Linked DNA regions of Homo sapiens: region 2 is linked to region 1. Evidence: read pairs that join two places in POLR2A ChIA-PET (ENCODE). Cell type or tissue: PC-3. All regions are shown on one strand.

The links. Peaks named below come from ENCODE experiments on the same cell type or tissue, not always from the same donor. Only the 100,000 strongest peaks of a DNase experiment are listed, where the experiment ranks them.
Region 2: POLR2A ChIA-PET joins it to region 1 with 5 read pairs; 2 of 35 experiments call an interaction of 5 or more read pairs at or near these places.

Annotation. Positions count from the first base shown.
Region 1 is chr1:166,871,578-166,874,077 of GRCh38, reverse strand. The region is part of intron 1 of TADA1 (transcriptional adaptor 1); the gene reads left to right. Among named protein-coding and RNA genes, the nearest start is that of TADA1, 3.4 kb to the left of the region's middle. In PC-3, no CTCF peak of the experiment used is centred here; no DNase peak of the experiment used is centred here.
Region 2 is chr1:167,094,176-167,096,675 of GRCh38, reverse strand. STYXL2 (serine/threonine/tyrosine interacting like 2) reads right to left here. Exons shown (of 6, transcript NM_001080426.3): 1 at 2,482-2,500; 2 at 1,717-1,842. The coding sequence starts at 1,826. Among named protein-coding and RNA genes, the nearest start is that of STYXL2, 1.4 kb to the right of the region's middle. In PC-3, no CTCF peak of the experiment used is centred here; a DNase peak (open chromatin) is centred at 1,205; H3K4me3 peaks cover 385 bases; H3K27ac peaks cover 749 bases.

The DNA.
Region 1 (2,500 bases):
AGCCACCGCGCCCAGCCAAAATTTACATTTTTAAGCACATAAGGGGCATTTCACTCTGTTCCATCTAGAATGCTTACAAATATTTGAAAGCAAACGTTTACATACCAAAATAAATCTGAAGGACCTGGCTTGTGTATGATTGCCTTTAACCCTGATTAGATGCAATGGTGACCTCTGTCATCCCATACTCATCAGTTACAGGTTCAGGGCTGCCAAAAGTGTTTTTGAAGTTAGCATTCCTTATTTAGTTTTTAAAGGCCAAAGCCGACTGTCTGATGTTGGTCAAATACTGATGCTGAAGCTAAATTTGGTGCATCTGGAGTGTGAATCCCCACTAAAATGCAATCAAAAGAGATTTTTATGCCAGAAACAGTTAATGGTAACGTATAGTTCTAAATTTGTTTTTCCATTCTCTCATTGTTCTTTTCCCTTCTCCTTAAAAAGTACCTCTGGGTTAAATAGTCAGTAATACTCTTGTACTGTACAGTCATTTCTTATATTTCCTCCATGAGCAGTTTGCTTTGGTTTGCACAACCTATTTAAGTGTGGTCCTCGGTGGTAGGCAAAACATACAGGGTTATGCACGGAGGCTGGATATGAGTTATTTGCTATTTATCCAGTGGTCTGAACATCCTTCATGTCTGACTGGTTGGGTTGTGTGCCCAAGCTGCTTCCAGGAAGACATGGGCTTTGCTAGGCAACTCACTTTGTATAGTAGCCAGTAGAATGCCATGTTCAAATAGGTGCCTGATTTCTTTTGAGGATTTGATCATATGTTATTTATTTATGCATTTATTTATTTATTTTGAGAGAGAGTCTCACTTTGTCACCCAGGCTGGAGTGCAGTGGTGCGATCTCGGCTCACTGCAACCTCCACCTCCTGGGCTCAAGTGATTGTCCTGCATCAGCCTCCTGAGTAGCTGCGATTACAGGCGCCCACCACCATGTCCGACTCATTTTTGTATTTTTAGTAGAGACGGGGTTTCGCCATGTTGGCCAGGCTGGTCTTGAACTCCTGACCTCAAGTGATCCACATCCCCCTTGGGCTCCCAAAATGCCAGGCTTACAAGCGTGAGTCACTGCGTCCGGCCATGATCATATGTTATTTAATATTCTTTAGGTATATCCAGTGCTTCGTAATCTGACCCACTTATACTTCTACCCATTGTCCTGACCTTCACAGGGATTGATTGGCTTTGTTTTTGGTATTTGTCCTTAGTCTGTGTTGCTATAAAGGAATAGTTGAGGCTGGGTAATTTATAAAGAAGTTAGTTTGGCTCACAGGTCTGCAGACTGTACCAAAAGCATGGCACCAGCATCTTCTGGTGAGGGCCTCAGGTGGCTTCACTCATGGTGGAAGGTGAAGGGAACCTGCATGTGCAGATCACTTTGGTTTTTTTTTTTGGAGACAGAGTTTTGCTCTTGTTGCCCAGGCTGGAGTGCAATGGCACTATCTCGGCTCACTGCAACCTCTGCCTCCTGGGTTCAAGCGATTCTCCCGTCTCAGTCTCCCAGGTAGCTGGGATTACAGGTGCGTTCCACCACACCTGGCTAATTTTTGTATTTTTAGTAGAGACAGGGTTTCATCATATTGGTCAGGCTGGTCTCAAACTCCTGACCTCAGGTGATCCGCCCGCCTTGGCCTGCTAAAGTCCTGAGATTATAGGCATGAGCCACCGCGCCCGGCCTGCAGATCACTTTGTGAAAGGAAACAAGAAATGGGGAAGGTGCCAGGCTCTTTTTAAACAACCAGCTCTTGGAGAATCTCTTGCAGGAACTCACAGAGTGAGCGAGCTCTCACTCATTACCACCAGGAAAGATAACACCAAACCATTGGTGAGGAATCCTCTCCCATAACCCAAACACCTCCCATTAGGCTCCACCTCCACCATTGAGGATTAAATGTCATCATGAGGTTTGGTCAAATATCCAAACTATAGCAGTATTGTTGAGGGAAACAGTCATTTGTCTGTGGCTATACAGTGAGTTAACAGAGGGACCAGGATTGGAGAGCAAGTCTTTTAACTCTTGGTAGCTAGTTCTAGCTCTTTGGGCTAAAAGTTTTGCCACTGGAGAAAATAGTTTGCGTTATTTTGACAGAGCTTCCTGGTAGAGCCTTGTTTTAGTTCTGGAACAAGTTCACTCTTTCCAAATATACATTTGCTTCTTATAAAATACTGACATAGGACTTTTAAATAATAGAGTTTTTCTCCAGGTTACTATTTTTTTATTTTATTTTTTTTGTTGTTGTTGGATAGAATGGGATAGGAAAAGACCTTTGGTTTTCTGTGGAGCTTTATTTTATTTCTTTCATTATTATTCCTGTCCTTTAAAAAAATGTATAAAAGTGTCCACTGTTGGAAAGTTACTGTTGACCTATTGACTAATGAATGTGCAGCTATCAAGTGGAAAGGGTACCAAGCTCTAGAGCTGCATGTGTTCTGTTGTTAAGTGAAATGGGCCTGAAAGATGGCAGTGTCGTGGGTTTTGGGCCACTTAA
Region 2 (2,500 bases), 220 kb before region 1:
GTTCTAGACGATAGAATATGAGTGAAAATGAAGTGACCATTTTCACATCTGGACCATAAAACCTCCTGGGAAATTATCCGTGCTTGTCTCCATTTTATGTTAATACTGATGAGCATTGTGACTTTAGAAGCCATGCTTTAAAGTGGTGAACCTTCAAGACAGAAGGAGTCTTAGTTCTTGAATCACTGCTCAGGTACCTGTTTTGGAACTTATTTGAGCAAGAAAGAAATGTCCTTTAGATATAATAGCTAGCATTACTCTTAGCAATACACGAAACTGTCACCTATCCCAACCACACACGAAGCGACCTCTGCCTTATTCGGGGGTATACAAGAGAGGAGGACCTATGTTAAATCTCTCAATCCTGAGAGTTTTCCTAAGTGGGACCATAATGCTGAATTTTCTTTTCTTTTTTTTTGAGATGGAGTCTCGCTCTGTCGCCCAGGCTGAAGTTCAGTGGCGCGATCTCGGCTCACTGAAACCTCCGCCTCCCGGGTTCAAGTGATTCTCCTGCTTCAGCCTCCTGAGTAGCTGAGATTACAGGCACCTACCACCACACCTGGCTAAGTTTTGTATTTTTAGTAGAGATGGGGTTTCACTATATTGGCCAGGCTGGGCTTGATCTCCTGACCTCATGATCCTCCCACCTCGGCCTCCCAACATAATGCTGAATTTTAAAGGAGAAGTCTCTAAGCTCCATTTGGGCGAAGTGCCCTGGCCCATGAGTGCTGAGCACCTGCCCTCATTCCTGTCTTACTCCACTGGGGAAGCCTTTTGACACAGGAAGCAGGAGCCAGCAAGATCCCAAGAGCATCAGAGAAAAGTGAAATCAAGCAGAATGATAAATTCTTAGAGGGGAAGTTAATTTCAGATGTTTTAGTTAGGCGCTTCCAACTAAAGGCTCAATCACTTCAGTTATTCTTCACACCAATTTGGTGACAGAGATGTGATTAAAAGTCAGGTCTCCTGTTATGATTTATGACAGAAGAAAATGGACAGGCACACACAGTATTGTTTTAGCAGGCAATTAAGCACGACATTTCTTTAACGTCTCGTGGTTTGTCTTAAAATGTTATGCACATTTTTTTCATTCTACATGATAACATAACGTCGATGATTTTAATGTAAAAGAAAGTTTCAAATTACTTGTGGTAAAAAGAGGACTCTCCAGGAAGATGCCTCATGCCTCTTGGCATCTTGCCACTTGCCCCAGGCATGCACATGTCCCAGTTTAAAAGACACAGCTTGATTATGGATAAAAAATTATTTTAGTGCTAGGGAATGCTTCCATGGGCTTCTCCTCTCCTCATCCCTTTTCTTATAGTCTACGGCCTGTCATCCCCATATCCAGCCCCAGTCCTACTGAATCAAGCAGGGCCAAATTCCTACTCATCCTCTGAGGTTCGGGTCCATCATCATCTCTTCCAGCCAAGCCTCCTATGACCTTCCAAGTCCAGTTGTTCCCTTCCCTATTGTCTAGTCCACCACATACTAGATCCTGGTCATATTAATATCTAGCACACACCTGCCACATTGCAATCAGTCTATTTGCATATTTACCTCCTCCAGAAAGTAGGACACATACAAGTACTCAATAATATTTGTTAAATGAGTGAACCGAGGTGATGGCTGCAGGCTCCCTGGAGCTAATGGCCCAACCTGTCCCCAGCCCCTCCCAGCTGGGGCTGTGAGGGTGGGAGATAAGTGGTCACTTACTGGCTAGGGGAGGGGCTTCGGAGGTAGTGGGCCTGCACCGCCCTCACGTTGGCTTCGTCCTCCTCGCTTGGGACTACCTGCTCCTCCTCTGTGTCCTTTCTGGTCGCCATGACAACCTGCCAACCTCTGAAAGTTTGGCAAGAAAAAGGCAGTTAGGGAATTAGGTTCCTGAGGTTTTGTTGGGGGAGAAGTTGTGTTGGTGATGTCACCTCAGTGGAACTAGGACTAGGAAGGTCCCGGTGGGCAAAAGACCAGCAAGGAATATCCAGTCAGACCTGGCCCAGCCACTGTTACCGGGACACCAAGAAGTGCACCCCGCCATATTAGGAGCCCACCTTGAAGTGACAATATTGAAGTGCCAGTGTGGCTCCTTCCACAGATGTCAGCAAGGGAGCAGGCAGAGGAGCCAGCAGGTTACCTGATCTCAGCTCAAAAAGTTGAAGAACAATGACTTCCCTGGACCAGCAAGATTTTTCAGTTGAAATTATAGGATGTGCATACACACACGCCCCTCACCTATGCCCATGCGCACACCTTTGTCTCTGCTGGGGAAGACACAGCTGGCCTTCGGTGTCTCTAACCAAGGCCACAGGAGGTAGGGCCTTTGGCTCAGGCGTCATCCTGGAGCCTATTAAAGGACATGAAGGATACCAGCAGCTGGTCCCAGCCATCATGGTTGTGCCCTGACACTCAGGGCAAAGCCGCTGCCCCTTGTATTGTAAGTCCTGGGCTCACCAGGATTGACAAGGGGAGAAGCACACTCACCTCTAACCTGCCTGGATGT